2 separate regions of the Homo sapiens genome follow, and region 2 is linked to region 1. Evidence: chromatin contacts called from ENCODE Hi-C data. All regions are on one chromosome and are shown on one strand. Each heading gives the region's core, a stretch centred on a gene start or an enhancer-like site at or near the end of the contact. The rest is flanking DNA. Distances are from core to core; before and after follow the strand shown. Region 1 has its middle 35 kb from the start of ATP8B1. Region 2 overlaps NEDD4L (NEDD4 like E3 ubiquitin protein ligase).

Region 1 (4,123 bases), core at 238-2,737:
CCACTTGCCTCGGCCCCCTAAAGTGCTGGGATTACAGGCGTGAGCCACCTCGCCCAGCCCTGAATTTGGTCCTTCTTTTCTGCCAGATGACTTGAGCTGGAATATCACTCTCTCCTTCCCTCAGACTGCAGTTTACATCATCAGCTCCCCTGGTTCTCAGGCCTTTGGACTCAGATTGAATGATACCCCTGGCTTTCCCCAGCTGCCAGCTTGCAGATGGCAGATGGTGGGACTTCTCGGCCTCCACAATCACATAAGCCAATTCCTTATGATAACTCTCCTTCTCTTTCTCTCCTCTCCCCTCTCTATTTTGAGCTGATTATTTTGGGAAACTGCAACCACAGGAGAAGCTCTGAAAACAGAGTGGAAGTTACCTTATCATCCACATTACCCCAGGAGGACAGGATGACTCTAAGTCACTGGAGACAGTTATCCTTTATTGATGGAGAAGGCACTGACTTAAATCTCCATAACAAATCTTACTCTTATTTGCCAGTTTTTCCTGAGCATAATCAACTTTCCCTACACCCTTCTTTTTGTTTCAGCAGACATGGCATTTAAGTGTGAGTTCAAAGCCACCTCTTTGAAATTTACCAATTTCTCTGGGTATCTCCCTGTATACTACACGAGGTATACATGTTAATAATCTTCTGTTTATTTGTCTCTTTTTAATCTGTTTTTTGTTACAGTGGCCCATCCCAACTAAGAATTATGAAAGATTGAGAGAAAATTATCTATTTCCCTACATTTATAGTAATGTAAATAGCATAGCCACTCTGGAAAATATCAGTTTCTTAAAAAGCTAAACACTTGGCCAGGCACAGTGGCTCACATCTGTAATCCTAACACCTTGGGAGGCCAAGGCGGGCAGATCACCTGAGGTCAGGGGTTTGAGACCAGGCTGGCCAACATGTCAAAACCCCGTCACTACTAAAAAATACAAAAATTAGCTGGGAGTGATGGCAGGCGCCAATAATCCCAGCCATTCAGGAGGCTGAGGCAGGAGAATGGCTTGAACCTCGGAGGCGGAGGTTGCAGGGGGCAAAGATCGCGTCACTGCACTTCAGCCTGGGCGGCAGAGCAAGACTCTGTCTCAAAAAAAAAAAAAAAAAAAATAGGCCAGGCACAGTGGCTCAAGCCTGTAATCCCAGCACTTTGGGAGGCCGAGGTGGGCAGATCACGAGGTCAGGAGATCGAGACCATCCTGGCTAACACGGTGAAACCCCCTCTCTACTAAAAATACAAAAAATCAGCCGGGCGCAGTGGCAGGCGCCTATAGTCCCAGCTACTTGGGAGGCTGAGGCAGGAGAATGGCATGAACCCGGGAGGCGGAGCTTGCAGTGAGCCGAGATTGCGCCACTGCACTCCAGCCTAGGCGACAGAGCGAGACTCCGTCTCAAAAGAAAAAAAAAAATTCTGATCCCCGAATGCTCAGGGAGACTGATTTGAGTAATAATGAAACTCTGGTCTCCCACACAGACAGCTCTGCATGAATGACTCTTTCTCTGTAGAAATTCCCCTATCTTGATAAAACAGCTCTGTCTAGGCAGTGAGCAGGGTGAACCCGCTGGGCAGTTACAGCATGAGGCAGCCTTGTAGTGATGGCACAGTTGTGTATCTCGATTGTGTTGGTGGTTACAGGAAGCTACACTCGTAATAAGATTGTATAGAAGTACACACGTGTGTGCTTATAAAAACAATGAAATCTGAATCAGCTCTGTGGAGCATTTCAATGTCAATTTCCTGATTTTGATTTTGTACTGTAATTATTCAAGATGTTACCACCACTGAAGGAGGCTAGGTATAGGGTACACTGGGCCTCCCTGTACACTTTCTTTGAACCTTCTGGTGACTCTATCATTATTTCAAAATGAAAAGTCAAAAAAGAAATTGTAGTTGGGCTCTCAAGCTTAGCGTGTGGTCAGTGGGGAACCACACGGGTTCAACATGCGCATCGAGAAGTGTTATTTCTGTTCGGGGCCCATCTACCCTGGCTATGACATGTTGTTCATCCACAACGATTGCAAAGTGTTCGGATTTTGTAAATCTAAATGTCATAAACACTTTAAAAAGAAGTGCAATCCTCGCAAAGTTAGGCGGACCAAACCATTCCAGAAAGCAGCTGGTAAAGAGCTTACAGTAGATAATTCATTTGAATTTGACAAACATAGAAATGAACTTATCAAATACCAGCGAGAGCTATGGAATAAAACTATTGATGCAATGAAGAGAGTTGAAGAGATCAAACAGAAACACCAAGCTAAATTTATAATGAACAGATTGAAGAAAAATAAAGAGCTACAGAAAGTTCAGGATATCAAAGAAGTCAAGCAAAGCATCCATCTTACCCAAGCCCGTCTTGCAGGCAAAGGGAAGGAGTTGGAAGAGAAAATGGTACAGCAGTTACAACAGGATGTGGACATGAAGATGCTTCTTAAACATTTCTGTAACCATTTATTTTATGGACATTTGAAAATGCCCTTTGGAGACTTGGAACTGCTAAATTATTAGTTTATTTTTTACATAAGTTCATTTAAATGAAAAGTGATTAAAATATATCTCTCCTACACTGCCATCTACAAAACACAAGATATTACGGATGTTAGATTGCATCTCAGTATTAAATCTTCACTGATATGTGTACTTATGTAAATCACGAAAATTCTACTTATAACTGTAGAAGTGAATTGTGGACGTAAAATGGTTATGTCATCTGGATAATGGACTAGACAGCATTTGTATAATCACTAATGGCAAAAAATCATGGCTAGTGATGTATAAAATAAAATATTCTTTGCAGTAAAATATTCACTTTATTAATGTTATAGAAGGGGGGAGACAACAAGGAACTAACAATTTGTATGACGGTGTCAAATATTTTGATTTTAGTATTTCCTGTTTTGGTTTATTTGCATCTTAGAAGAGCATAATGACATTGTTTGATGAAGCCTAATTATGCTGGACTGTTTCAACTTGGTTTAACCTTTCTGATAGGTAGTTGTGGATGTTTGGGATGAGAACTGAATAATCTTTGCCTGGAGTGACACTACACTCTAGAATTTCCACTTTGGAGAATACTCAGTTCTAACTTCTGATTCCTGGTAGAAAAAACTTTATTTTTCTAGCCTAGCAATGATCTAGAAGCAGAGGAATCCTAGTGCCTTTTAAAAGTTATTATGTGGTTTTCTGTTAAAAAGCTCCTGTTTTTGGAAAGTAGAATTTATGGATACAACATCTGCTCATTATTTGCACATAAAATAAAACCATTTAAAAAGAAAAAAATTATAGTTGGACATAAAACAATGTTTAAATTTAAAATTACCTCAGGATATAGACATGCATGGAACTAATATTTTATACATAATCTTAACTTGCTTTTGTCAGTGTATCTACTTGTAAATGTGTCTCACCATTCGGTTCCCTGTGTTCTGTTGCTGAATATGGTGTTATAGCACTTCTGGTATGATAGCCGTGGACTGTTCTCTGATTTTCTCCATTTTTTGCTAATGATGTGTAACTATGACATGTGGACAGTACCCGGATTGCCTGGTTTGATCACTATGGCTACTTATGTAAGCATCTCATGGCAAATCTTGTCAGAGCACATATAGATTCTGTGAATCTGCATGGTCAGAGTAAGCTTGCTCTCTTTGGGTGGCTGGAGGGTTATGAATATTTTTCACAACTGTCACTTCCTGAACTTGACCTTTGGTATACTTTCCAGATTTGCTAATGCATCTGCTATGCTTGAGGCATGGCTTTAAAATAATATAACTTTTTCGGCCAGGTGCGGTGGCTCATGCCTCTAATCCCAGCACTTTGGGAGGCTGAGACAGGCGGATCACTTGAGGTCAGGACTTCAACACCAGCCTGGCCAACATGGCGAAACCCTGTCTCTACAAAAAATACAAAAATTAGCCTGGCATGGTGGTGCATGCCTGTAATCCCAGCTACTCGGGAGGCTGAGGCACGAGAATTACTTGAACCCGGGAGATCATGCCACTTCACTCCAGCCTGGGCAACAGAGCAAGACTGTCTCAAAAAAAAAAAAAAAAAATTGGGCCAGGTGCAGTGGCTCACGCCTATAATCTCAACAGTTTGGTGGACTGAGGCAGCTGGTTCA
Region 2 (3,976 bases), core at 1,437-3,936, 450 kb after region 1:
GATTTTCCCAGAAGGCCAAGGATATATGGGGACATTTGACTGTTCTTTGACCATAATTATATAACTTTTTATTTGCCCAGAATGAACAACTGCAGGGTAACATTTATACAAAAGGAATTTAGTGTGCTTAGAGTGCTGATAATACTTGAGAAACTAGGAGAGCTGTTTTAAAGCACTTCTTTTTCTTTTTTTTTTTTTTGTTTTTTTCTGGGCTGTTAGAATTTGACATTGTTCAACTTTAACTTTGTCCTCATTGAACTTTATCCTGCTAAGGAGCTAAAAGGTCCATATGATCAAAAAGGCAGCTCTCAACCCAGCACGAAATTCCAGGCTCATTCATTTCTGTTTACCTACTGCCAAATAAGTCAGACAACTGCATACTTGCTTTACAGACGAATAGAGGACAGCATGTTGTTCAATAATTGTAGTTTAAAAAGTATATGTAAGATACATCCACAAGAAGAAAGATAGAGGGAGCATACCGTTTGTCTTCTAGTATAGGCTCCCTGCCCATGGAGATCACAGAGTAGAATTATGATGGGTGCCTTAGAGACCAGCCTCCCTCAGGATCATGAGTTCACCTCGGCACCACAGCTCTGGGCAACGTGGAATTAGACAAATTAAAGTAGTTAAGTTCTGACTTCATAGAACAGAATCTAAACTTTTGTTCATACTGCTTTTGTGTTCTTGGGCCATCTGAAAACCTTTTCTGTGTAAATATTCCTGCAATATGCGGTCTTACAGAGGTCTTATCACGCATATTTCCCTTTGCTTCCTTATGTATCGTATTTTTTCAAGAAGAAGACATTCAACTTTAGAGACAATGGAATCATTGTGTTGTGGCTTTAATTCAGGTCATTGTCCTTTTGTGAGTTGCACGTGTGCGCGAGCCTGTGTGTTTTGCTTGGAGGAATAGTGAATAAGCAAGGAGCAGAGTCCATTTGCTTTTTCTAACAGAGGGTGGGGCAGATTCTCTCACAACCATTAAAGAAAAAAATAAGATACCAGCAATAATGATAATCAGTCATGCATATGTAATCGTGTGTAGTTCATACTTCAGATTCATATACAGCTGAGCATGATCTTGAATGTTACAGGAAGCAAGCTTGAAAGTCAAGTTACAGTAGAACTTTGCTAATTCATGCCTGACTAATTTGCCCACCCAGTAGTTCCTACTGAAATCTTGCCATTCCTCTACCAACTTTCAGAAAAATTTGATAGCAGGCTGTGGAGAAGGCTCATGTTACTTCTTATGTCAAGGTGTAAACAAAAAAGAGAGCACAAAATACATCCATCAGACCACATGAAGTGAAGAGAGAGAAAACATCTGCTGAAAGCCGGATTCTCTGTTTTTTTCCTGCTTTTTAAATGTAATCTGTCTTTGTTTATGCATGCCCTAGAAACATGCATAAGTAACCCTGAGTAGTCTCTTAGTTTAAGAAAACCTACTATAAAATTTCTTGTTGTAAAATAAAATTCTAAAAGGAATAAGTTGTGGACATATAAGTATCAGACAGTTTATGTAAGACTTTACATAGGATGCAAGGTAGGCTGTAATATGATTTGGTAATTGTTTTATGGGGGAATTTTGTTTTGTATAGCGAAAAAGAACAGTGAGTGATTTAACTGAATTTTATAGTTTAATATTGTTGTTGTTTTAACTAAAATCTTTGGTTTGCTATTGCAAAATGAAAGAGAAAGGAAATTTTGGTTAATGTTAACTTTATTTCCAAAACCATGTGATGGATGCTGACCAAATGTGTCTCAATAGTGCCATTGAGGTCTGTTGCCTTTTTTTTTCTTTGAGGTGCTAAGTGAAATGTGTTTTGAACCTTGAATGTTCACTATGCGACGTTCTTTGCATTACAGGTAGATACTGCAAACTTGCTTCAAAAAAACTAAAAAGTTCAAATAACTAATGGTTCATATTTGTTCCAGTTAGTAAATATCACGACAAGGTATCATCGTCATCCCATGTTCTCAGTATAGATTCAGCTTCATTTCTTACACCACACACCCAGAGGCATAAATGGAAGTACACAGACAAAAGGAAAGGCCTGAGTTTAAATGTAGTTATCATGTTCAGTGTTCGACATTTTATTCTGAGAATTTAAGTGTTTCTACTGCAGTACCACAAAGTCAATCTGCATATTACTTTAACTAGATCACTTGTAAAAATAAATGAATAAATGACCAGTGATGGTTCAGTGACAAGAGTGCCAGATGAGTCATGAATGTTTTCACAAGTAAATTTGATAGTAAACTGCTAAGTTTACTGTATACGCTGTGTACAAATTAGCTCAGATTCAAGATTTTTGCTCTAACAACTGAACGCTCAGTTGCATCTTTAAACTTTTTGTTGCGTGAGAGGGGCTGAGGGGCAGGTGGGAGGAAGTCAGCCTGCAGGTGGGAGGTTTCTGTCTCAGGATTGCTGATACCCCTGCATGCTGCTGGGTTGCAGCCTTGGAGTATATGGCCTATGAGACATGGCATGTCTGATTTGATGGAAAAAGCAGCGGAGAACCAGTGAACCAAGCTATTCCGTGTATTGACTTTTTAATACGTTTACTACAAGAATCTGCCTTTTAAAGTACTTTTAAATAAGGTTATAAACATAAGTGTGTTTTGGACACAGCCTGCAGCAAGCATGCCTCTCGAGGTGTAAGATGAGTCAGCTACACATGCTCAGGGGCCCGTTCCACCAGCCACAGTAGCTGCAGAGGGTGAGAGCAACTGAAGCAAGAGAAGCTCTTAGTAATTAGGGGAAGGAAGCCTCCACTTGACACCGCATCACCACCAAGTATTTATTGAGTGTCTTTGGTGTGCAAGGCAGGAGAATATCTTCTATGGATTCTACATATTTCAGGGTTACCAGAGTTATAAAATCCCTTGAAATCTATATGCACAAATTGTAAATACGTATGCAGCTTTTTATAAGTGTTCAAATTCTGCCTTAATTGTGCTCAAGGATCAGGGTCTCACCCCAGCATTGTATACCATTGATAGTCATGATTTCCTTAGTGAAATTAAGTAAATTGACTTTCAGAGACTTTATTTCATATTCATCATGTCCCCATGTAGCCATGAAAAAATGATATGTTTAATATTCATCTATTTGTATGATTAAAACAAAATATCCGCAACTACTGACGATTCAATGATCAGATATTTTACTGTAAATTAATATCATCATAAACTCCTAGACATTAGACTTCAGACATTCAGAGCCCACTCGATGCTTGGCACAAAGCAGGCACCAAATACATATTTATAGAATGAATGAACAAATGAAGGAAGAAACAAAGAAATGACTAATGCACCAACCATTTATCAGGAAGTTTAACAGGGAAATTCAACAACCAGATTTGTTTTGCTAATCTTATTAAAGTGCAACATGTTTGTTGTAAAAATAGATCCACATTCGTCATTGAACTGGACAGTCTAAAATAGATCCAAACCCATTGTTTGATTATACTTCACAAATGTAAGGTAAAATAGATGATACTATCTGTCATTTGCTTGATGCTATTGGCAAATGTGAAGCAGTTACCAGCATAAAAGCTTGGAGGTTACTCCGAATGTATATAAACAACAGTGGCTAGGCTCACAAGTGGGAGAGAGTCTAAAAATAGGTAGGCGATCCCTTATCTCGTTGCATTGAAAATTGTGTTTATATGAAGTGATATTATTAGAAATGATGTGTGAGAAAAGAATTTCTGCAATGTCTCCTACAAATTAGAGTGAGAAAATGTATCTTTATGCAGCTTTGAACAAAGGATTATTATTGCTGGACTGTGGACCAAAATTTTAGTCAAGTTTTTTTTTTTTAATGAAAAGAAACTGTTCATTTATGCAGACATACAACTTTGTGTCCTATAGAGACTTGTCATCTGCTCTTAAAGTTAGCACCCTATTTTTCCTCTGGATGTCCACTGAGAAACCCACTGGTGTGATGGTCATTGAAAAAGAGAGTTGT

The links. A loop is a pair of places that touch in the nucleus more often than their neighbours do. Pooled maps may share reads with other maps.
Region 2: a loop to region 1 is called in a map with no recorded cell type, with 9 times the contacts of the local background. The contact joins two enhancer-like sites. A Hi-C loop is called at or near these places in 6 of 37 single-sample maps with no recorded cell type and 2 of 50 pooled maps.

What each region holds. Positions count from the first base shown.
Region 1 is chr18:57,836,529-57,840,651 of GRCh38, forward strand. It overlaps the pseudogene RSL24D1P11. Among named protein-coding and RNA genes, the nearest start is that of ATP8B1, 35 kb to the left of the region's middle. Within about 2 kb of position 1,488, at least 3 of the 41 ENCODE cell types and tissues checked have a DNase peak (open chromatin) inside an H3K27ac peak, as active enhancers do.
Region 2 is chr18:58,286,910-58,290,885 of GRCh38, forward strand. All of the region lies in intron 5 of NEDD4L (NEDD4 like E3 ubiquitin protein ligase), which reads left to right. Among named protein-coding and RNA genes, the nearest start is that of MIR122HG, 160 kb to the right of the region's middle. Within about 2 kb of position 2,687, at least 5 of the 41 ENCODE cell types and tissues checked have a DNase peak (open chromatin) inside an H3K27ac peak, as active enhancers do.